Linked DNA regions of Mus musculus: all the other regions are linked to region 2. Evidence: chromatin loops called from intact Hi-C (ENCODE). Cell type or tissue: heart. All regions are shown on one strand. Links, peaks and the distances in the headings refer to the core of each region. The heading gives the core; the rest is flanking DNA. Region 1 has its middle 29 kb from the start of Acvr1. Region 2 has its middle 89 kb from the start of Upp2. Region 3 holds the start of Acvr1c (activin A receptor, type IC).

Region 1 (8,421 bases), core at 189-8,188, 70 kb before region 2:
CTGAAATTCAGGCAGTTTAACTAAACACATATTGACCACACTGGCCATGTGCCATGCCAAGAGTCCTGTGGCATGCTGGGAATGTTTGTGTGAATGAGATGACACGCTGCCTTCAGGAGGCTTATATTCCGTACTGGTGGATTCAGCGGCTCAGCAACATTAAAATAATTCCCTGGCACTAGAAAGGTGGCTTAACCTTGTAAAGAACACTTGATGCTCTTCCCATATTGAGTGGCTCACAGCTGGCGATAACTCTAGCTCCAGGGCAACTGTTACGTCATTTGGCTATAACTTTGAAACTGATGAAGACGGTTCTAGTAAATTATCAAAGGTCACACAGTCACTAAGCAAAGGAAACTTTAAAAAAATAAAAAGCTTTTAAATGTTTTTAAAATTGTGTGGTTGTGTGCCTGAATGAGTGTGTGTGCACCATGTAGATTCAGGTGCCTGCAGAGGCCAGAAGAGAATGCTGGATTCCCTGGGACTAGACATACAAGCAGTTGTGAGCTACCTGATGTATGTGTGTTGGGAACTGAACTAGGGTCCTCTGTAGGAGCAATTTGTGCTCTTCCCTCTTTCTTTTTTATTGGATATTTTCTTTATTTACATTTCAAATATTATCCCCTTTCTTGGTTCTCACCTCTCGAAAACCCCTATCCCACCCCCCTTCCCCTGCTTCTTTGCAGTGATCCCCTACCCACCCACCCACTCCCACATCCCCGCCCTAGCATTCCTGACACTGAGACATCGAGCCTTCACAGAACCAAGCGTCTTCCCTCCCATTGATGTTGGTTCATATTGTTGTTCTTCCTACAGAGTTGCAAACCCCTTCAGCTCCTTCAGTCCTTTCTCTAACTCCTCCATTGGGGACCGTCTGCTCAGTCCAATGGTTGGTTGTGAGCATATGCCTCTGTATTTGTCAGGCTCTGGCAAAGCCTCTCAGGAGACAGCTATATCAGGCTCCTGTCAGCAAGCACTTCTTGGCATCCACAATAGTATTTGGGTTTGGTGACTGTATATGGGGTGGCTCTCCAGGTGGGGCAGTCTCTGGATGGCCTTTCCTTCAGTCTCTGCTCCACACTTTGTCTCCGTATTTCCTCCCGTGAGTATCTTGTTCCCCCTTCTAAGAAGGACTGAAGCACCCACACTTTGGTCTTCCTTCTTCTCGAGCTTCATGTGGTCTGTGAATTGTATCTTGGTATTCTAAGCTTTTGGGCTAATATCCACTTATCAGTGAGTGCATACCATGTGTGTTCTTTTGTGGTTGGGTTACCTCACTCAGGGTGATATTTTCTAGTTCAATCCATTTGCCTAAGAATTTCATGAAGTATTTGTCTTTAATAGCTTAGTAGTATTGCATTGTGTAAATGTACCACATTTTCTGTATCCATTCCTCGGTTGAAAGGACATCTGGGTTCTTTCCAGCTTCTGGCTACTATAAATAAGGCTGCTATGAACACAGTGGAACATGTGTCCTTGTTATATGTTGGAGTATCTTTTGGGTATATGCTCAGGAGAGGTACTGAGGGATCTTCCAGTAGTACTATGTCCCATTTCCTGAGGAACCACCAGACTGATTTCCAGAGTGGTTGTACAAGCTTGCAGTCCCACCAGCAATGGAGGAGTGTTCTTCTTTCTCCACATCCTCACCAATATCTGCTGTTACCTGAGTTTTTGATTTTACCCATTCTGACTGGTGTGAGGTGGAATCTCACGGTAGTTTTGATTTGCATTTTCCTGATGACTAAAGATGCTGAACGTTTCTTCTTTTTTTTTTTTAAGATTTATTCATTTATTATATGTAAGTACACTGTAGCTGTCTTCAGACATTCCAGAAGAGGACATCAGATCTCATTACGGATGGTTGTGAGTCACCATGTGGTTGCTGGGATTTGAACTCAGGACCTTCGGAAGAGCAGTCGATGCTCTTAACCACTGAGCCATCACTCCAGCCCGCTGAACATTTCTTTAGGTGCTTTTCAGCCATTCGCTAGCCCTCAATTGAAAATTCTTTGTTTAACTCTTTATCCCATTTTTTAATAGGGTTATTTGATTCTCTGGAGTCTAACTTCTTGTTGTAGGATTGGTAAAGATCTTATCCCAATCTGTTGGTTGCCGTTTTGTCTTATTGACAGTGTCCTTTGCCTTGCAGAAACTTTGCAATTTTATGAGGTCCCACGTGTCTATCCCTCTTACTGGAGCCAGCCATCACAACAGCCCTTGGCAGTGGGAAGTGGGGTTGGGGTGGGGTTTAAAACCTGGTTCTATGTGGCACAGGCTGACTTTAAACTTACTAAATACCTAAATAGCTGCTGATCTTCCTGCCTCCACCTCTTAAGTGCTGGAATTGCAGCCCTGCATTACCTCACTGGCTAAAATAAATCAATCTCGCACCTAGGCTCATCCTATAGCTCAGACTGGCCTTGAACTCACAGTATTCCCACCCCATCTTCTCAAGTGCTGAGATTGCAGGTTTGAGCTGCTGCATCTGGCATTTGAATGTGGGCTTTTAATTACTTTCAAGTACTGCTCCTAGCCCTGGGGCTTAGGAAGAGGCCCAGATTTCCTGAAGCATGTGGGTCTTTTAAAAATAGAATAAAATAAAATGAAAGGCCTGTGATCCGGGAAGAGGTGAGGTTGGCTTGCTTTGTCAGTCAGACATATCTCCAAATATTGCAACTGATGACATTGTTTAAAAGAAAAAAAAACAACAACAACAACAACAAAACTCCAGCAACAAGACTGTCAAATCTTTCCTTTCCTGTGTTTGAGTGTGTGGTGTGCATGCACATGTATATGCATGTTTGCGTGTGTATAGATGCATGCGTACATTCTGGTACACATGCATATGTGTGTACGTGTATGACCCTGAGTTGATATTAGGAGTCTTCCTTGACCGCTCTCCATTTTATTCACTGAGGAAGGGTCTCTCAGTTGAACCCAGAGCTGACAAAGGATTGCCTGTCTCCCCCTTCTGAGTACTGGAATGCTAGAGTTATAGATGGGCCTTCATGCCCACCCAGTATTGACACAAGGATTTGAATTTCAGTCCTCATGCTTGTATAACAAGCCCCAAGCTATCTCTGCAGCCTCCCAACCACCTTATCTGCTGTCTAGTTAGAAGCAGCCCTGAGAACATTCCTAGGAGACCAGAACAGACTGATGGTGGCTCTCGCGGAGTTAGGGGGATTGTAAGTCTTGTGTCTTGCCTTCTATGTTCACAGAAACATGGAGATCATGCAGTGGTGATTAGCAGTGGGTGGCTTCCTAAGCTTCAGAGACAGCTTGATGTGGCTGGAAGCATATAAAAGCTGGATGGCAGACACTCTTGGTACCAATCCCTATAACGTAATAGACAGACGTTCCTCCGCAGTTTGGAATATCGTTTCGACAGGGGTTGGAGAAAATTGTCTTCATTTGCCTTCCGACAGGAAGTGTGCTTTTCCGTCTCAGGCTGCAGCTGTGGTGTATGGAGGCGATTACTTCAGAGTGGAAACTGGGAGCCTCTGGCAAGAAGAGGCAGAAATACAAACAGAGTTTAGATAAGCATTAATAATACGGGAGGAAGATGTAAGTTCCATGAAATAAAATGAGAGTAATAACCTACACTGAGAAAACAGTAATAAATCTTTACCTAAAAAGACATGGAATTCTCAACAAAGCTGATAGGCGTAAAGGACTTCAATGGTGTTTGGAGTGTTTCGTGTTCTGAGCAGTGGATACACAAGTGTGGTATTATTTTCTACAGCTCATTGTTGTTTTGTTTCTGGAGGCAGGGGCTCAAACTCCTGATCCTTCTGCCTGAGCCTCCTGAGGGCTAGGGTTACGCATACACATCCGGTTTCCTATGTCCCCTCTTCCGCCTGAAAGATTTCATCTAAAAAAAAGAAAATTTACAACCAAGATTCCTACCATTTTGCCTTTCAAGAATCTGTTCTTTGTAACTCAATTCGTTGCTGTGAGTGAGTGGGGTGTAGAGGAAGGATCTGCCTTCTTCCTGCTAAGGAGAATGTACAAGATCTCAGGTCCCTGGGCGCACGTTGTCTTTGCAGGCCTGGCTGGGGGTGTCTTTCTTCTCTCTCCCTTGTTCTGATCCGTGTTTGCCAGTTTCCCTTTTGCATTTGGGAGCTCAGTTGCATCCTACAATTTGCTAGTGCCTGGGTGGCACTGTGCTGTGGGTGTAGGGGGCATTCAATGTCCCCTCGTATAGGTCATTGTTCCCAAGTCAACTTTGCTTTTCAAAAACACAATATGTTATTAAACAAAATCTCTCCTCTCTTCTGAATAACACACTAGAGTTTTTTGGGTTTTTTAAAAATGTATATTTAAGAAAATAGTATACATACTCAGGCCACTCAAAGGCTAATGACTTGCTAGGTTTCTGGGATTTGATAGGGTGGCTCCACCCCATACCATTTCTGCAGGCACATAATGGAAACATTTTGCTCTAAAAAAGAAAAAAAAAAAGCTAACTTCTCTTCTGATGTTCTTTTGCTGTTATTCAAAAACAGCCAAATGGATGTTATTGAAATCCGGTCCCAAAAAAGGTTGAAATTGCTCCCCAGCTGGGCCCGAGACCCTGTGTGCCAAATTTCAGCCTAAAGAGAATTCTTATATTTGAGTCACTGTGAGCAGCTGAAAATGCGAGGTTTGGGGTGGAAATGCTAACAGACTCGTAACTATCACTTTGCAAACCGTGTGATTATAACACAATGCAAGCCTCCTCGGGAGCAAAGCTCTGGCAAAAGCAACAGAAACAAGACGTCTGGGCCCTGAAGTTCTGCCTTTACAAACTTCTGCAGGGCTAGCAGCAGGCTGGGGAGACCCGGCTGAGGCACCGCCATCAATGCCGTGCCTGTGGAAGTTCAGAGGAGGGTCCCACTGGCGAATTGCTATGAAGTAACAGCAAAATGGGCAGCTCATTCCTTTACAGGGCTCCTTGGAACAAGGGCTTATGGTCACCCTCGCTTGTTCTGGAAGTGTTGTTGCCAACAGAGTGCTTGATTCCAACCAGACACGAATTGTTTGCCACCTCTAGTCCCGTTGGCTTAGTCATGCTTGCTCGCATTCCAGCTTGGCAAGGATGCCCGCACTGCTTGGCCACTCGCTTCTATCATCTGGCATTTCAATGCGGGCTGAATCTCTCCTTAGTAACATTCGGGGCCACAGGGATGTTTTGGGTCCAGGTTTCAAACATGTGTTCCAGGCCGTGAGTACACACATTTAGGTAAAGATTCTACAGGCAGGGACATTCATGGACCTCTCTCCCGTGGTGGAGAGACACCATGGTTTCCTGGAGGCGGCTCCCCTGGGATACTGTTAACAGAAACGTACCCCACCTTAGCACTTAGCCCCTCTCATTGAGCCAGGATGGAAAAGCAAAACCCCAAAGGTTGGGACTAACCTGTGCCACTTTGCAGCCAGCCTTGGTGAAACCAAGGAACCACACCAAATCTGTACTTCCTTATCTATGCAATAGAAATAGAAAGTAGTGAGACCCACCCTGTGGTGGTCTGAATGAGAAATGCTCCTTAAAGACTCAGGCATTTGAACACTTGGTGCCCAGTTGATGATGCTGTATGGAAAGATGCAGCCTTACTGTAGGAAGTGCCTTGCTAGGGGAGGGCTTGGAGAATTCCTAGCCTGGCCCCCTTCCAGTTCGCTCTCCCTGCTGTACTCTTACAGTTGAAGATGTGCTCTCTCAGAATCTGCTCTAGCTGCCATCTCTGCCACTTCCTGCTGTGCTTCTCTGCTCTGATGGACTCTTAGCTCTTGGGAACTCTGGGCCCAAGTAGACTATTCTTTCTATAATCTGGCATGGTCACGGTAACTCACCACAGCGATAGAAATAGTAACGGATAGGGACTGTTCCTCAAAAACAAAACAAGCAATAAGCAATCAGACAGACAAACAAACAAAAGCCTACAATCAAGTCAATCAAAAAAATCGATTAGAGGCCGGGCAGTGGTGGTGCACGCCTTTAATCCCAGCACTCAGGAATCAGAGGCAGGCAGATTTCTGAGTTAGAGGCCAGCCTGGTCTACAGAGTGAGTTCCAGGACAGCCAGGGCTATACAGAGAAAGCCTGTCTCGAAAAACAAACAAACAAACAACAACAACAGCAAATCCATTAGAAACATCAGGGGACAGGCCCTAAGAACTAGGAAGTCTTTATTAGATTCCTGATGCATGCTTATAGTCTGGAAACTGTGAAAGACATACAGTAAGTGAAGTCAGAATTGCTAGCTTTGAGGAGAATAGCACCAATCACCAGGTCCTTGGAAAGGGACTAAGAGGAAGAGGTTCTAGATACAGTCCAGGTGTGGAGAGAAACACTGATGGCTAGAGAAAGGACAGCTTCATACACAGAGCACATGAGACATTCTGCTGTCTGTCTAGTCTTTCTTTAGGGGTGTTTTAGTTTGTTCGGGGTGCCTTAGCAAAATACTTCAGCCTGGGCAATTTATAAGCAGCATACAGATATGTCTTATAGTTTTAGGGGCTGGGAAGTCTAGGGGCAAGATGCTTTGGCCAAGCTTGCTGTGTGATTCGTGTAAGATGGCACCCTCTGGTTAAGTCCTCACATGGCTGAGGAGACAGGAGAGCACCCTCTACCTTCTTTGGTAATAGGAACTAATTCCATCAATGATAGAAAAGCCCTCATGACTAAATATTCCCTCTCAAAGTACCCACGTCACACTATCATTGCTAGGATTCAATATATGATTATGGAGAAATGATTGCATCCAGACCACAATGGGGGGAACTTAACTTCTGTGCTCCCTGTATTTAACGGAGGAGCTCGTCCTAACCTCAGCTCTTCTTGCTCTGCTGTCTGCGGGTCCTCTGAGCTTGGCTATGACAGGACACCACACTTTTAGCTAGAATGGGTGAACAAAGAGAGGTACTTATTCAAATCAGTCTAACTGAAGGTCTCCTGTGAGACGCTGAAGTGGGAAGCAAAAGAAAGAAGCACACCACAGCAGGTTTTTGTTTGTTTGTTTGTTTGTTTGTTTTTTGGTGGTTTTTTTTGGGGGGGGGGCAGAGTTTTCTGAGGGATTATGGTAAGCACTTTGGGTGCAAGGACAGATGTCTGTAGGAAGGCACAAAACTGCAATGCCAGGAAAGTGACACTGGCCACAAGAAGGGAACCCAATGGTATGTTATAAATAATATATAATATGTAAATATATTTTAGATATAATTCTAATCTATAAGACCGTGTGCATATGATGTGATGTGATATGATATGATATGATATGATATGATATGATATGATATGAAAAGTGGATAGGATTGTGGCATCCCCAGGGAAGAGGGCAGATTATTCTGAGCAAGTAGAGCTCTTTGAATGGAAGTCTTCAGGAGCTCCGTGAGTTTGGGGGAAACTGAAAAAGTCGCCTGAAGAGAGCAACCGTGAAAGGAATAAGATGCTACTAAGCTTAATAAGGAGGATAACTGAGCAAGAGACCAGTATAGGAGCAATAGACCAGTATAGAGTCTCTAAAATTAGAAGAAAGGAAGTCATATCTATTTAATGTCAACCATGTGATATCCGTTATACTTTTTGTCTGGTTACCACATTCTCACAGATGAGGTGGCTTTTAATAAGAAATATCTATTTTGTCGTACCTCTGAAGGCACGATGCTGAAAAATCTAGTTTCTAACCAGGTTCTGGTAAGGACATGTTTCTGTTATAGATGATGGTCTCAGTGTAGTTGCCCAATCTCGCCTTTATGCACATGGGTGAGGGAAGCACACTGGTGTTTCTTCCTCTTTTTAGGAGGACGACAATCAAGTGCCATCATTACAACCTCTCTAAATACAGCCACATTGCCTGTTGTCATATTGTCGGTCACAATTAAAAATAAGGCAGAGAGCTTGACAGTAGTGGCACATGCATTTAATCCCAGCACTCAGGAGGCAGAGTCAGGTTGACCTCTGAGTTCAAGGACAGCCTGGTCTACAGAGAGAGTTCATTCCAGGACCAGGACAGACAGAGAAACACTATGTCAAAAACAAAACAAAACAAAACAAAACAAAACAAAACAAACAAACAAAAACCCCAGCCCCCCCAAAAAAACAAAAAACAAAACAAACAAGGCATAGAGAAATAAACCCCAACTGACCAAGACACTTCCCTACTAGCAAGCGTACGTAGTGCCAGAAGTGCTATGCAGGCTAGTGGGGGAGAAATATACTATGGGTCTCATCCAGTGTTGGACCTTGCCTAGCAAGATGTGCTCATTGGTATAGCGGCACCGCAGTTCTAAGAGTAACCAACTGCTTTCTATTTGGAGATGAAGCCTGCTCCACACGAGGAATTTTATACCTGGTACTATTGGCTCTAAAGAGGAGCCTACTGTTGTTTTGCTGAGCGGTCATGCTGTCAAACTCCTTTCTAATGTGTCTGGTTATACC
Region 2 (8,421 bases), core at 245-8,244:
GAGAAGTCTTGGGGCACTGGAAGCAGGGTCCCCATGCTGACATCAGGCATCAGAGCTTCCCAGGGAGATGGAAGGATGGGACCTGTTGGGATTAGAGAGGGGAATAGAATAGCCCTACTGGGAGGAAAACAGTGGAGGCAACTGGAGGGAGATTTGTTACTACAGGGGCCAATTCCATAAGCAAAAATATTGAGAACACTCGAAACCAGGAATTAGTAAGGAAATTGTACATGTAGAAAGACAGCTGAGCTCAGTGGTTTAGGAAGGGCATTGTAGTATTAATGCAACCTCAAGGCTCTCAATATACACAGAAGAAAATGTAGAACACACACACACACACATACACACACACACACACACACACACACACACACCACACGTGACTGAAGGATATGTGCACGCGCACATTTGCATGTTGTAACATTTCTCTAACTTCCAGATTGTCTCAAAACAGAATACGGGAGAAATAATACTAATTAATTGAGGACATAATAGAACCATATGGCACTGTTAAAATAATTAAAGGAGACAATACACATGGCAGGTATAAGGCACATGTAAACTCTGCATAGTATTATCATCATCCCCTGGGAGGAAAACAGATCAAATTCTACTCTGCATCTTGTTTTCACCAAAACCAAGTCTTTTCACAATGGCACATGCTTTGCTTTTTAAAATTAATAGATCTAGCATGTGTCTTTTACTGTCTTACTTTTTATAATTAGGAAAAAAAAGAACCGTGTGTGTGTGGGGGGGGGGTATAATCTGCATTAGTGTCGTCTGCCGATGACTCATAATTTAATTAATTCTTGTTGCTAATGGAAACCTCTGGTTGAATAAGGCAAAGTTGTATTTTAGTAGCAGCACTTGGAAGTGGATGGAATAAGAAATCTATCCAACACCAAATCTATGGACATAAGGGTATCCGCACCGATCTTTCCAACTTTTGTAAATCTCTGAATCAAAATACTGAGTAATAAAACAGCTGTCAACCTTTATTTCTTCCATTTATGTCAAAAAACAAAATCCCTGCTTAAAGTCTGCCATGGTCAGACACTACTTAATACGCTGCTTAGGCCATTGTGAACAAAACACTCCCTCCCTGTTAGGGAGCTCTGTGATCGATCGTCACGGTGGGGGACAGATAATAGACATAGGCCCTGCTTGCTTTCCATGTTGCCTGACCCTAAACCGTGTACCACACCTATCCCTTTTCTACTTAAAGAAAAGATTTTTTTCGTGGCTTATTAGCTATTTGATTTCCAGCAGCCTTTTGAGCCATGATTTTCACGTATCGGAAGTAAAGATCATCACTATAACATGATGGTACTTAAACATGTGAGATGAGTGGTGTGGAGCTGCTTGCTTAGCAGGTGCTGGAGAGAGACCAACACTCTCGTATGTAAACAGCACAGGTCTCGGTTCCTATTACTTCTCAATGTAAGATAACTGGGGTTCCTTTGGCGTGTAATGAAACTGCTTCATTCACTGGGTTGAGGATGCTACTGTTGATCTGTGATGCCTTATCATCGGGCTCAGACACTGCCATCTTGCCAGTAGGAACAGGGAGTCCACTCTTCTACTGGATTTCCGTAGAACAACCCCTTCCTCAAGCCTGTCGCATTCTCCCCTCCTCCCTCTTCCTTGATGATTTTAGTATCTTGCTATACAGCTCAGATTAGCTCTTAACTTGTTATCCCCCTGTCTCAGCATCTAGAGGGATGGGATTATGGGTGTGTGTTCTAGGCCCAGTTTACTGTGTTCTTCTTTTTCTCCTACACAGAAGCTCATGGCTTGAGTGGCCACTCAGCTGTCTCACGGGGTTTCCTGAATAGCTCTTTCCAGGGGCCAGGCTCTTACTGTGTTCTCCACAGCCCACTAAGTACAGTCTTGGCTGTGTGTGCTGCTGAATATTTCAGTGAGACTTTTTATTATATTTATTTATTCACTGGAGCTGAGAGGGGCACCACAGCATAGGTGTGAAGTTGGGAATTCCTTCCATTGTGTGGGTCCCAAGGATCCAACCTGAGTTCTGGAGCCCTGTCAGTCTTTTCCTTTAGAGGACTTTGAGAAGATTATAGGCCAGGCTTGTAATCTTCCTGCCCCTGGGAATTAGTGTTATGAGCCACCACGCCTGGCTAACTGCACTCCAGTCTTCATCCTAAGATCACTGAGATACGGGCAGGGAAATCAATAGGCTTAATTGATATTTTAAGAAGGATTTTCAGGCTTCTCTGTGAGGAGTGAGTATCCGGGTCGAGACTGGAAGGGAGATCCAACTGTCTCCCAGATTGAAACTGCACACACTGGGTCAAGTGGTTTGGAGCAGCTGGGCGAGCCTGTTTGGAAGCAGAATTAGGAGGTAGCACTTACTGGTATCAGCAGCGGAGGAGTGAAATGAGTGGGTGACGCTTGAGGTTGAATATTTCTGTAGATTTATGTGACTGCACTACTTATTAGAAACGGGTAACTGCGATACTTAATAAAAACCCTACTAAGAGCATGTTGCATGTTTGATGTTACAGTGATAGTGGAGGATTCGTGGGTGAGCCTCAACAACTAGGTTTGCAGTGTAACCCCTGATAGCCTCTGCAGGTCCAGAGGCCCTCAGATTCTACGACAGACTCCTAGGCCTTTGCAAGCCTCAGTCTCATGTACTCCATGAGTCTTCTTTATGCAAACAAGCCTCTTATCTCCCAGCTTCTAAAGTTGGTTCGTCTTCTACCTCAGGAAGACTCCAACGGGGAACAAGCTGCTATCCCTGCACCCCCAAAAAAGAATTCAACCCAATATCTAGACTCTTCGGTGGTATAGTGTGTGTGTTCAGTTTGCAAACAACAGTTTACACTCCCCCAATCCCCACCACACACCACCTCTTTGAATTCAAGAGCTTAGTCTGTTTAAGTCTCAAGTTCCCACTGTGAGGCAGAGAGCACTTAACCCCTTGCAGAATGCAGCCTGTGCTTAGACCTATGAGAACATTACCTTCTTCTCCAAGAACAGGAGATATGTACTCCGCAGTTTTACAAATAGAAGGGTCATTAGCATTGACACCAACCAACCAACCAACCAACCAAATAACAAACAAACCAAACAACCCTAAAGAACTGCTTTGGCAAATAACAACCTCAAGGGGGCGCCCTACCCTGCCACTCTGGAAACTCCCCCCCCCCCCAACCCCCTTCCGGGATTCCCACTCTTGCTCTGAAGTCAAGACGCCAGACAACTGGTCTTATTTTGAAAGAACACAAGAGTTGCTTTCCACCTCAGTTAAGTGACGGGATTCCTGGCAGGTTATCTTTCAGGCAGACGAGAGGTTGATGGATCTTCCTGGGAGACAGACTTTGAGCTATAGAGAGCCATCATGCGATTGACCACTATCGCAGCTCCCGTTGTCCCATTGCTGTCTCCACATAATGGGAGTCTATGACCGGTATGGATTTCTGTTGGCTTTCTTCTCTGATGCTGGCCTTCAGCTTCGGTTTGTCAGCCTCTCAGCAAGTGCAGCAGGAAGCAATAACAGCTCCTTTTTTGTGTTTGTCCCCTCTTCTCTGCGACCCCCGATGGGCAATGCACTGAGCACTTTACATGCATCGTGGCATAGCCTTGTGATGATCATTCTGTGAAGTGCTAACATCACTATATTTGCTTTACACTTGAAAATTGCAAAGTGTGAGCAATTAAGTCCTTTCTTTGCGGTGACCTATTTACAGTAAGGGTTTGCGGCTTCTTTCTGCCTTGCATTCATTTTTCTTGTCTCCTTTGCTTCTTTCTTCTGGCTTGTGCTTCCTACTGCCAGCCTTTCCATTCAGCTAACTTTGCCTGACAGATGGAGCTTCCTCAGTTCTCAGGTGCCCTGAAGGTTTCCTGGCAACCACCTGGTCTTGAGGTCCTCAGCTGTCACAGCAAGCACTCTCTGCTGCCCCCACCTGGCAAACTCTAGCACTGACTCGTTTCTTGGCCAATACATTTGTAAGAGTTTTCCACTTTTAAATTTTCATTAGTAAGATGCTTATATGCGGCTGTTTAAATTAAGATAGGAGTGATCAACTTCTAAGGAAATACAGCCTGCAAATGAATTTAAAAGGATGGAAGCTCCCCGTGTGATGGGGTACATTGGGTCTCAACGCAAGTTAATGGAAAGTGAAAATGTTCGCAATTCAGAATTGGCTTTAAGTTTTCCTTGTGATTTTTGGAGCGACTTTGCATTGTTTTTAGTGTATTTCTTCTTTATGACTTTATACTTGAAACTTTGCCAGAAGTTCCTGAAAAAAATTTAATCTAAAGTGCAAATTTACTATTTTACAAGGAGTCATTACTTTTGAGCTTATTAGAAAAAAAGCCAACTCGAGGTCAGTAATTACCTCACAGAAGGCTGAGTGCTGCTTGTTTCTCTTGTGTGCCAGGCCTAGAGTAAATGTTCAGAGCTCGTTTGCTGATTTAGAAGGAACACACAAGTGGTTCTTTATGAGGTACCGAGAAGAGTTGAAAGGGAGTCTTATCTGACTTGGGTTAACCCTAGAATTTATTTTAAATACATGGTTGTTTGAAGACTTTCCTCACTAAAATACTGCACAAGAACAAAGAACGGGTATCCTGCGCTCACACGGCTAAGGACTTTCTAAAGCATTTGGATTTCTTACCTACGATTAGCTCAGTTATTGCTAGGCTGATCAATAGGCACAACTCTGAGATCAAGAGCAATTCAGAGCACTATTCTCCCTTCAGCCCATGTTCATTGTTTACCGTTTGAATGAGACCTGTAATCAGCATTATTTACCAATCTTTACAGTGGAACTTTAAACCAATGGTTGTTCCTCTCTTCACAGGTATTAAATACCATTTCAAGCATCCTTTCAGGGATTCTGGGCTTCTTAACCAAGTCCATTTCCCCAGACTTTGCAGTCCATGGAAGGAACATTGAACCTGAAAGAGTCTTTGAGAAGTATTTGTTATTTAACTTGAGGCAGCTGTTCTTAAAAAGTTACACAAGTCTATAAAGTCTTTAAAATAGATTTAAAAAAAACCAGTTAAGATCTAGCCTTGAAATACATATAAAATACATACTAGGAATTTCCTTTGACATTCTTTGCTATTACAAATACTATTATAACTAACAATTCATCCAATTATAGACAATTAAATTAGGATTCAACTGCTAAAAATTAAACACATATATTTGGTGGGCTCTCTGAGCCAAATTGCCTTAGAAATGTCATTGTTTATTGCCGAAAACTCTAAAGCATGTATATAACTGTAGGAAATACTGAAAGCAGTCATCTTCCCCCCTCCTTGTCCTTGAATTTTTGCCAAGTATCATCAAATATCAGATACACACTGTAATAGCAGATTTGCTTGAATGTCACTATTAATCTAATCTGTAACCTTTAACCTTTTGTTTGAGGCATTTCAGAAACTTTACACAGATAGCTAATGTCCAGAACAACCAGAGCCAAATGCAATAATCTTACAGTTGAAGGACAGCCAAGGCACACTCTTTCTGAGGATGCTTTTCCTTGGAGCCAATATGAAGATGAAAAATGGCTTTTGTGAGCACAGTCGTCATAGAAAAGGCTTTTTTTTTTTTTTTTTTTTTTTTTTTTTTTTTTTTGTCACAGTGCTGGGCAGATTTTTCAAGCCAAGGGCACAGTACTGTACTCTTTGCAGGTCTATTTTTAGGTTTCCATTTCTCAACAGGATGCTCTGGGTTTTGCGTTAGCGACACGCAGGCTGCACACTGTGGTGGAAGGAGCAGACAGCCTGCTCTGTGCACTCCCCACACCCCAGGATCCATGGTCACCTGGCCATAGCCTATTTTGTGGTCTTGGGGATCTAGTGACCTCTTCTGGATTTCCTAAGTGCTCAGCACACCTTAGGTTATCTATTAGTCACACATTGCCAAGATCTTGCAGTATGCCTCATTGGGGTCCAACAGGGCTTGGAGAGTGGTTTAGTTTAGGTTGAGAGGTAAGAGTCCCAATAGCAAAGGCACCCTGATTGGAAGTACCAAATGCTGTTCACTTGTTTTTAACATGAAACACAGAGGGCATAGACATCTGTAAATTAAGTAAATAAATGCATTTCTCTTTTACATCATGGCACTGCCACTGAAAATATGGAAGAATGAGCATTTTAAAGCTAAAGAAAAAGGACGAGGAAGCTACTTCGGTACCGGCAGAGTCTCTGGGGAAGATACTTCTCGTGTCATAGTTCTGCGTTATTTTTCCCAGAAGGAAGCTGCAAGATCGTTAAAGAGTAAATTTGGAATCTGTTATGAACAACACTTTGACTTTATGAAAAGTTTGGAGCATACATCTTCTTAAAATATTGTCTTTATCTTTCAGTGAGATGTCAGTTTTCTGCCCTGGATGTTGAAACGCAGCGTCTTCCAGCCCTCATTAACTTGGACTTCTCCTGTGCACCAGCTCCATCTTGTGGTTGCTTGTCAACTTTCCACAGTTCTAGGCACAAACACAACTCCTTCTACTGTCCTCGTAGGCTGGACAGAATCAAGCAGGAGCGAAGAGTAGGCTCGCAGCTTTCCACAAAAGGCCGTTGATGGGTGAGGTTGGAAGTAGGGCGAAGCAATAAATTCTCAAAGCCTGCCATCAGGGACACACGACTCCTCGCAAGGCTCCTGTCTTTAAGTGTCATAACCCAAGCAGATCCACTGGGGATGCTCAAATATGTGAGCCACGGTAGACAGCTACTATTTATGCCACGCCACCACCATTAGCAATGAAGGCTGCCTTAAAGTACATGCCAACATGATGATTTTAGTGAGTTCTTAACGCAAAAGGAGTGTTGCAGGGATCTGATGGACAAAGGGCATGTTTCGGGGGTGTTCTAGTCTTTCCATGCTTTGGCATGTGATGTGGGGCATGTAGTCAAGCTTTTGTCTGAGTCCCCTGTCATCTGAGGCCTTGTCTGGGTGAGGGAATACAGATGCTGTGCTTGATGACGGATGTGAACAGGCATAGGCCAGGCTGAAAGGGGACAGTGACGCAAGACAACAGTACATCATTATGGCTTCCTCTTATGAGCACTCACTTTTGAAAAAATAAAAACACAGCCCCAGACTGGCTCACTTACAGGTGTCATTGGAACAACCCATCAGGAAGATATAGAAGAAATAGGCTCACAGATGGTGACAGGCAGAGACTTGACAAACATTTCCTAAGATGGAGAAGTCTTGATGTCATTACATCTACAGACAAGAGCACCTTTAAGAAGTCAGTAAACCCAGGAGGGTGAATAAGCTAGCCTGATGCAGATGAGAAAGCCTTATACAGCTTGTCTGTGCTCCTGGACCCAAGGGTTTTGTTTTCTGTTGTTTACACTGTCAAATCACAAACAGTGGTTCCCCCAAGAGATTCTCTTTGCTTCTCCCACTGTCTGCTCCCAGCAGCTACCGGAGGGACGCTTCCTCCCACAGCTGCTGCAGAAGCCAGCTTCCTCAGGGTCCCTGACAGGGAGGAGCTGAGCTGTTAGGAATGAGTTGCCCACCCACTGTTAAGTAATGTTCTGTCTCCAGCATGGTATTTCCACTGGAAAATGTGCTGTGCACTTGGCTGTGGTGACAGTGGTATTTACCACACATCTGCCTCACAGGCCTATGTGACAGCTCCAAGGCCCAGTTCCAGGATGGCAAGTAGTCCCTGAAGACTCTTTGCCTTCATTAGCACCAGACTAGAGCAAGTCAAGATAGGGCTGGTGGAATCCATTAGGAAAGTTAAGCAGTGGAGCCTATGGAGAGGCTATGTCGGCATCCTTACTACAGTGGCACATATCATTGCCCCCACAGAGTCATCTAAGTCATGCGTCTGCAGAAGGGGCCTTGCTGTGGGAACAGCCTGGAAGGTTGTTATGTTGTTGGTACATTTGTTAGGGGCTTGCTGGAACCCAAGCTAAAGCCACAGCTTCTTTAATACTTTCCAAACACTTCCCTCACTTATTAGAAACTAGTGTTAAATCTGAAACATTGCGTGACAGCAGAGAAATGTGGTTTTGATAATGATGTTCCTCTTGGCTACACAGTTATGTTTCATCGAGCTTATGGTGAGCAAATTGCCACTGCACAGCATAGAGCCAGGCATTGCTACTGCACAGCATAGAGCCAGGCATTGAGGCAGAAGAGAGGAAGCCTCTGTAATTTGCCACTGAGTAATACCAGTGTTCTCCATCACTGAAAACCCAGACCGTCTCTCCCCTCACCAATCTCTATCATATACCTCAACCCCACATATGAAAATTGTTTCCCAGGAAGAGCTGGCACCAGGTAATCTTTAGGTCACACATTGCTTTTAGGATGATGTTTACAATTCCTGGGTTCTATGGTGGTACATTATCTTTGAATGCTCAACCGTGTTGACTTGTAGGGGTAGAAAACATGGCCCAGCAACACCAGGATGGTAAAATTAC
Region 3 (8,421 bases), core at 309-8,308, 310 kb before region 2:
GTTTATCTAGAGCCTAAGAATCCGTGAACACAGCATGCTTACATGAAGGTGGGGCCAGCCAGCTGGTAACAGCAGTCATAGGTGGAGGCTAAGCCAGAGTAACAGTGAAATCGCCTCTGGCGGCTATTTTTACATTCTGGCTCCTTTCCCAAAAGCCTTGCAATAATTCTTTTAAATTGTGGCCCCAAACCACAAATTGTGTTAGACAGAGCAGGTCCTAAGGGGCTTGACTACCTCCCTAATCATGACCTTGTCTCATTCCCCAACCCCTAACTTTCTGATTTGCAACAAGCAACTGATTTGCAGTAAGTTAGACAAGAACTACTGAGAAAAATCAGTCAGTTGGGTGTTTACTACCTGGAAGAATTCCCCCTAAAATAGAGAAAACACAAAATATTACTCAAAAGGAAAAAAACCCTCAAATGGCATTGATAAATAACAATCACTTTCAAAAGACTACAGATTTGAGTGAAAACAACTGTTTCGATTCAACAGTCACTTCCAGGGTTCCTAGAGAATTATATTTTTCTCCTCTGCCTAGGTTCTTACGTTGAGATATTCAAAATCAGATTCAAAAAGGCTAGAACTGCTTCTGGCCACACAGGAGCAGGGGAACTTCTTGTTCAAAGAGCTCACAGTGACCTATCCTGAGATGCAACCTGGGACAGAGGCAGAGCCAGAACAAAAGTTCTAAGAGACCTGACACAGAAATAGGTCTGTTCTGTTCTTTCAATAAAAAGAGCCAGGAACATGTGCAGCAAGAATTCATATTATCACAGTATTTCTTTCTTGTGAGCTGCAAGCTAAAGACAGAGAGTTCCCATCTAACTGAAATTTACACACACACATAATATTTTGTTTGTTTATTTTCAAGACAGGGTTTCTCCATGTAGCCCTGGCTGTTCTGGAACTCACTCTGTAGACTGGGCTGGCCTTGAACTCATAGATCTGCCTGCCTCTGCATCCCAAGTGCTGGGATTAAAGGTGTGTGCAACCACTGGTCATCACAGAAACTGATTTTTAATCTATGTATGTCTGGTGCTATATCAGTGACACATGAAGACTAAAAATTTATTCATTATTTACATGAAACTCAGTTTAACTGAGTCTGTGCTTCATTTACTAAATTTGAGAGCCTGGCATATCTTTCAAAATTATCTGCAAATGGACTTGGCTCAGAGTTTTTGTTTGTTTGGTTTTTGTTTGTTTGGTTTTTGTTTTTTGTTGTTTTTTTTTTACCATTAGCCCAGACATGTCCTTCAGACCCCTAAAACCAATTTATTTCTTAAGATGTACACTTTAATGTCTAGTGGGCATTGAAAATTCAACTGAATAATCACCTCCATTAATCCATAGCTCAGCTCCTGCTATCTGCAGATGCCCCTTTCTCTCCCTAGACTAGATCCCTCCATAATCTCTCCTGCCCCTGACAGGTCCATTGCTTGAGTTAAAGATTGTCCTTCTTAATTACAATGTTCTGCCACTTCAAATAACTTTCTGTAATTTTCTTTTTGCATAACGTACATGAATCAGGAGAGCTCATGATTTTGCATCCCTGTAAGTCTGAGACCAGGCAAAAGCCTTGGGCAGTTCAGATGATGAAGAAATAAGCCCCAAGGGTGCCCACACATTTCTCCTCTGCCAGAGATCTCTCTTCCTTGGAACCAGAGTGGTTCTTGCCACATTTGTGCCCATCAACCAATAAATGCCTGTGCCTAAAGAAGGGCAAAGGTGGCAACAGCTTCTGCATTTGTAAGCTCGGCCCAGGTTTTCCCTTCCAGAAGCTCCTCTGAGAACCTCTGTGAACTGATAACTCCTGCTTGTGGGGGAAACATCTCACCGCCTGATACCCTCAGCCCCATAGCAGTTATTAAAGGAAACACTTAGCTCTGTACTTCTAGAGAGACACCTCTTTACTGACCGAAGGACAAAGGAGTGGGGTGACATCAAAAGAGAATGCACAAGATGTAACCCTGCAAGGTCCCGGTGCAGCTCAGAGAAGAGGATCCTGGGATATTCCTGCCTGTTCTTTCTTTGTTTGGTATGAACAAGGAGTGTTGTCAACGCTATGAGACTTCATCCTATCAAACAGCGAGGTGTCTAAGAGCCACATAACAAGAGGAGCTCTTTTAAATAATGTGTGTAGATCAGTGAGTAGGGTTTCTAAGATTCTGCCAGCTCTATGACTCTGGAATCAACTCTTCTGTGACTTCATGTCACCTCAAAGGTAACAAAGATGCTGGAGAGGATCAGCCAAAGCAAAAATGGCCAACTACTTTATCATGGTTTCAGATATTCAGGGCCACTTTGAAAGCTGGTGTTTTCTGTAACACAGTCTCACTATGTCTTCCTGTCCAGAACAACTTCCCATATACCGTGCCAACCATGTCAAGTGCACATGTATAAATGCTCAGTAGGGTTAATGACATAATTTTCAAAAATAGGGTAGAAAGCATTTGAGAACAAAAATTAAATGTTGGGGAGGAAACTACCTAGAATTCTGTTATCAAAACAGCAAAGAGGGCCTGAAGCCACAGTTCAGTGGCTAAAACACAGGGTACTCTTATAGAAAACACAGGTTCATTGCCAGGACCCACCTGGTAGCTCACAACCATCTGTAACTCAAATTCCACAGGATCCAACACCTTCTTCTGACCTCCTCAGGCACCAGGCAAGCACATGGCACGCACACACACACACACACACACACAGAGAGAGAGAGAGAGAGAGAGAGAGAGAGAGAGAGAGAGAGATGTTCATATATATAAAATAAACAAAGCTAAAAAGGTCATCAAAGAATTATATAAAACCTGGGACAAATAACGTAAATATCAACACGTGTTGCTATGTGAGGCACAAATAGGCTACAAGTTCCAAGAAAATCTGAAAGTAATTGTATTGGAAAGAAAAATTGGCCACAAAAGTTTAATTTTAATAAGGTTGCCACTATTGTGACATGTTAACTTCCATATTATGCATTTTTCTATTATCTCAGTTTTTAGGAAAACAATCAGATTTAAGTGGAATATATATCATAATGCATATATATTGGATTTTAGTGTCAAAAGTTTCTGTGCCTTGTCAAAAACATGTGGAACATACTTTATTATGTTGTTGTGCCTTAGTTTCTGTTATAAGACAAAATGCATCTCTCAAACATACATTAAAAAGTATAATTATTTCTTTCTATTCACCCAAATTAAAAAAAAAAGGTAACTTGGTTAACCTAGACAGACAAGTAGCCAATGCAAACTGTGAAACCTGGAAGCTGCTTTGGGGGTTTTGTAGTTTGGGGTGGTAAATTCTTTTCGGTTGTCAAGAACATACATTCAGCACCCCAAGTTAGCAAAATGCTTGCCCATGTTCTATGAGGACGTTGGCACAGTCGATTTCATTCCCACCGATGAATTTTGTAAGCTCCGACACCCCGCCCCCCAACCATCATCCTCCTGGCTGCAGTAGAGTGATTGCTTTCCTAAAGATGGCTAAAATGTTTTCATCCTCCAATTTTATCACTTAATTCTCTCCAATTATCGCTTTTTAACTTGAATATTGTTCTTGGTAATTCTCTCAGGCCATCTGAAATCTGTACATGACAGCAATCATACGACTCAAAACAATCTCTTGCACATGTCGCCACGAGGAAACTACCCACCCTGAGTATAGCTATTAATGTCAAACAGATTGTCATCTGCAAAAAAAAAAAAAAAAAAAAAAAGCATCAAAATCAGCTTCGGACAAAGTACTGCTTTATGGAAAAACACCAGGTTGTTTTGGGATTTTGGGGGTTTTTTTTTGTTTTGTTTTGTTTTTTTAATGTACAAATGTCTTTAATGTCTGGTTGAAATTTTTAAAGAATGAATTAGGTTGGAACCTGTCCCTGTTCTCTGAAATCCAGGGCAATGTACAGAGTATAGTTCCAGAGCAGACTTTTTTTTTTTAAGCAAAGATACATTTGCCTCAGTTTCTAGTAAACATCGTAAAAGAAACGTTTGGATTCTAGCTCGGGTCGAGGACTCTATTTAGCCTATCGCAACACAGACCTGTTATAAACGCTGGGACGCTTGCCATACCCCCACTTCCGGAAACTGAATTTAAAAAAAAAAAATCATACCTCGAAAGCAACATGCATTGTGAGCTACGCGTACGTAAGCCCCTTTCCTGCCTCCCGAGATTGACACCAATGGCCTTTGGAATATACTTCACCTCCGAAAACTCAGACTAAGTTGCCAACTCCTCCCCCACCATGCTCCCACCCTTGGTGCGTCTCTCTCGGGCTCCACACAGTGCCACCCCCAGAGCGCACCTGCACCCCTCCAAGTCTCTGCAGTGTGAAGTAGTGGCTCCCAGATCCCAGCCAAGCAAGCACCTACAAATGCTCCCCTACTCCCTCTGCTGCAAACTGTCCTCAAATTAATCACCCACCTCAGTCCCACTCTCCAAGCCCCACGTCCCTGTCTCCTTTCCTCCCTTGATGATTTCGTCCCCCAAACACCTGTACACCCACGGCTGCCAGACATCAGGTGCCCACGCTGCGCCCTGCCCTACGCGCTCTCAGCCCACTGATGTTTCCCCATTAGGCTTCCCGGACGGCCACCTGGCCCAGAGTACCTTCCGTCACCTCTGATCACCCGCAGACCGCCCCCACTGCCACCCCCACTAGCTTGGGAAAGAGACACCCACTATACCTGCCGCAAGGTCGGCGGCCAGGGCCACCAGCAGGAGGGCCAGGCTCAGTGCGGAGCCGCGCGCTGGGGTCATGGCCACCCGGCGGCGGTGCAAGGCTTCGGGGTCCCAGAGCGCAGCCCGCAGCGCGGGCCGCTTTGAAGTTCCCGGGGCGCGGGAGGGGAGCGCAGCCGCGACACCCTTCGGAAGTGCGCGGTTGGCTCTAGTGACAGCGGGCGCTCCCCTCCGCCGCCTCCCCCATCCCACGCCCCCCGCGGCTGGCGGCGCGCCGCTCCTGCCACTGGCCCCGCGGGCTGCCTCGAGGGACCGGGCCCGCCCCTGCCGCGCCTCCACGGGTACGGCTGCCAGCCACCCTCCCGAGGGCGGGGCAGGAGACCGAGGGCGGAGGGGTGGCGGGGAGGTGACACCTCTTGTGGGCGAAGAGAAGCGGGCCGCGCCAGGTCCCCGAGATTAGCTTTTCCTTGTGGGGGTGGGAGTGGGGGAGTGGGTGAAGGAGAGCAAAGCCCAGCTGAGACTTTAAAGACACGTAGGACGGCAGCAGCTGCTTTCTCTACAGTCTCCTACAGAAGATCCACCTTTCTAGATCTCTCCACATTCATTTATTCGTCCCCTAAATGTAACTAGCCTGAGCCATGACAACACCACAGGCTGTTCCTCCAGACCTGCCCCACCCTGACAACCCCAGCTCTTGGGTCTGTGAAAGTGCTCTCTCTCTCTGTGACTCCCTGAAAAGGACCCCAAGCACCATTGCCTTCAGACCACACAGCTCTGTTTTACCAAACAAACTCCATTCATTCCTGTCCTCATCTCAAGACTTCATGTGCCCTATAAAAACGATGCACAAAGCTGAGACAACTGTGCCAGGTGGCATAGCCATCTATAATGAGGAATGGAAGTAAAGGACCAGACACAGACACAGACACGTAGAAGGTATCTCTGCAGTTACAGAGTTAGCAACTGGAGGAGGGAGGTAGTTAAAGAAAAGAAAAAGGAGAATTGCTCACCATCACCACCACCACCACCACCACCACCACCAAACTTGCATCCTCCTGCAAAAGCTTACTAACAAATGGCTGCTTCCCATCCAGATCCGGGCCCCAAGATATAAAAGTAGCCATCACCAATTAAATAGAAACAAATATAAACTCCATTTACTCATGCAGCCTGAAAGGGAAAGTGAATGGGATTGTTTTCATTTGAATGACACACAAAACCAAGACTACAAAGCCTGTGCTATCACTGGTGGTAGAAGGCTCCTCCGAAGCGCTTGAGTCACATCAATTAATTTCTTTAGAGTAAGAGATACCTCTTCACCTATCTCAGCACTAAACGGCAAACGTTCTTTCTGAAGCTTGAGAAAACTCTGTAAAGATGCCTTCGCTGTCAAAGGATGATGGCTCTGTTGGAGGCGGGATGCGTGATGGACTTTGAAGCACGAGAGTGGCAGTCCTGGGGGACTTTTGTACCACCAAGGAGGATGAATCAAAACATCCCAGAGTATAAAAAGACTTCATGCTCATTTCATCCTGGATCCAAACCCCCCCCAAAAAAAAAAAAATGGAGATGTGGTACACATCTGAGCCCTTCCAGACACCCACAACTAGACACTTAAAAAAAATTAAGCAAGAAAAGCCCAGTATACTGTGGCGTTGCCCTGGCCCACAGCTGGGTTCTACTTTAGTACTGAACAGGCCAAAAAGTGACAGTGTGAATATGTGGCAAAAGCACTCAGCAGACACCAGGTGTTTAAAATTAAATACTTGTCTTTAATACAGAAAACTGTGTCCTCTGCAAGTTGAGATGCTCTTATTTTCTAAGAAAGAAAGGTTTTTAGGCCAAGAAGTCAGATGTTGAATAACTTTTAACACCCCAAACGAACGCTGTAGTTTTCTCAGTCTGATGGTGCACTGTCAATATGGTCTCTACAAACAGCAGGTGGGTATCCAGTGCTTGCAAAGTGTCCATCGCAAATCGATATGGGCTGTACTTACAAAATCCATACGATGTTGCAAAGACTCTGTGCAAAAGTAGAAATGTAAGATACATTACAAATGAACAAAATTTGCCTTGTTTTAAAAGTCAACACTGTAACGTTTTGGCAATTGGAATAAATAAGTCAGAATGTATGTGATAGGGGTCTCATGAGACTATAAGAGACGCAAACAAATGGTCCTGTCTCCAAGAGACATCATACCCATCAGAAAATGTACTTTTTTGTACAGAACATGTACTTTAAAAATGTTTTCTCATATACATTTATTTATTTGTGGTGGGCTCTGTGTGTGTGTGTGCACATATGTGTGTGTGGGGGGGGGGGGGCATTTAGGCTTTCTGCCAGACTTTGCAGGGTAAATGCTGAGCCACCTCACCAGCCTCAAGACTCTTCCTTTTGATGGGGTACTAGTGTAAAATAGAAAACCTATTCTACTATGAGTCACATACAATTGTGCACAGCACATAATACTTGATAACAATAAATAATTGTTTGGTTTACATATGTACTACACTATATTTTTTATTTTCAAAGTGCACCCCATCCATTTAGACATATTTATATCCACCTGTAAGGTAGCTGCCCCTGGCAGGATCTTCAAGAGGGTTCCAGAAGAAGGCAGTGGCACAGTAGAAGGTGGCAATCCCACGCATGTATTGACCATGGAGACCTTTCCTTGGGGACTGACCATTTAAAGACAGGGTTTACCAATGATAACGAGAACCTTGACCTTATGTAGGCTCTGAATCTTAGTTTTAAAGGCAAAAGAGGTTTAAGAAGTAAAAGTGGGTCAATACGATGATTCTGCAGATAAAGGCACTTGCTGCCAAACCTGACAACCTACACTTGATCCCTGAGCCCCACATGGTGAAAGGAGAGAACCAACTCTCCAAATTTGTCCTCTGATCTTCACATGCACTATTATTCCCTCCCTGGATGGATAGGTAGACCGATCAGTAGGTGGGTGGGTGGGTAGGTATGTAGAGGTAATAAAATATTTTAATAGAAGTGAAATTTTAAGTAGACTAAAGCTTACAGAACAGAGATATAAATAAAGAACTATATTATTTGTGTTTTAAGTTAAATAACATTACAAACAAGTCAAAAAGTTTCTGTAGTGGCTATTCCTGGTTGTCAACTTGACTATATCTGGAATGAACTACAATCCAAAATTGGAAGGCTCACCAGGGACCCTAATCTGGAGACTGGGAGATAGACGTTTCTGACCTGGATCTTGGTATGGAGATCTTGAGGCATAGTGGCTATGGATTCCAGAAGATTAAGACAGGGAGATCTCAGACACACACCTTTAATCTGGGCTACACCTTCTGCTGAAGATCATATAAGGACATTGGAAGAAGGAACACTCTCTCTCTCTCTCCTTTGCCTGCTTGCAGTGTGGGACTGAGCAACTGCTAGATCCTTGGACTTCCATTCACAGCTGCTACTGACCATTGTTGGGAGTTGGACTGCAGACTGTAAATCAACAACAAATTCCTTTACTATATAGAGACTACCCATAAGTCCTGTGACTCTAGAGAACCCTAACTAATACAGTTTCCAAAAGAATTAAGGTTATTAAAGTTACTGTAAACTGGGCTAAATTTATTATTAAAGAACAGTTTTATATATATATATGAACAATTATATATATATATGAACAATTATATATATATATGAAATTTATTGTACCCTATGTGTAAGGTATTCCACAGTGAGATTTAATGGCTTCTTTGAGCTCA

The links. A loop is a pair of places that touch in the nucleus more often than their neighbours do. Peaks named below come from ENCODE experiments on the same cell type or tissue, not always from the same donor. Only the 100,000 strongest peaks of a DNase experiment are listed, where the experiment ranks them.
Region 1: it touches region 2 in a loop (2.1-fold over the local background); 12 of 42 quality-filtered maps call a loop at or near these places.
Region 3: it touches region 2 in a loop (2.3-fold over the local background); 2 of 42 quality-filtered maps call a loop at or near these places.

The regions. Positions count from the first base shown.
Region 1 is chr2:58,592,101-58,600,521 of GRCm38, forward strand. It overlaps a transcript of Upp2 not described here. Among named protein-coding and RNA genes, the nearest start is that of Acvr1, 29 kb to the left of the region's middle. In heart, for the core only: no CTCF peak of the experiment used is centred there; a DNase peak (open chromatin) is centred at 5,091; H3K27ac peaks cover 1,181 bases.
Region 2 is chr2:58,661,734-58,670,154 of GRCm38, forward strand. It overlaps a transcript of Upp2 not described here. Among named protein-coding and RNA genes, the nearest start is that of Upp2, 89 kb to the right of the region's middle. In heart, for the core only: CTCF peaks have their summits at 3,121 (motif pointing right), 3,927 (motif pointing left) and 6,441 (motif pointing left); no DNase peak of the experiment used is centred there.
Region 3 is chr2:58,352,920-58,361,340 of GRCm38, forward strand. Acvr1c (activin A receptor, type IC) reads right to left here and starts at 4,839. Exons shown (of 9, transcript NM_001111030.1): 1 at 4,689-4,839. The coding sequence starts at 4,761. In heart, for the core only: no CTCF peak of the experiment used is centred there; a DNase peak (open chromatin) is centred at 5,032; H3K4me3 peaks cover 1,636 bases; H3K27ac peaks cover 708 bases; H3K27me3 peaks cover 2,400 bases.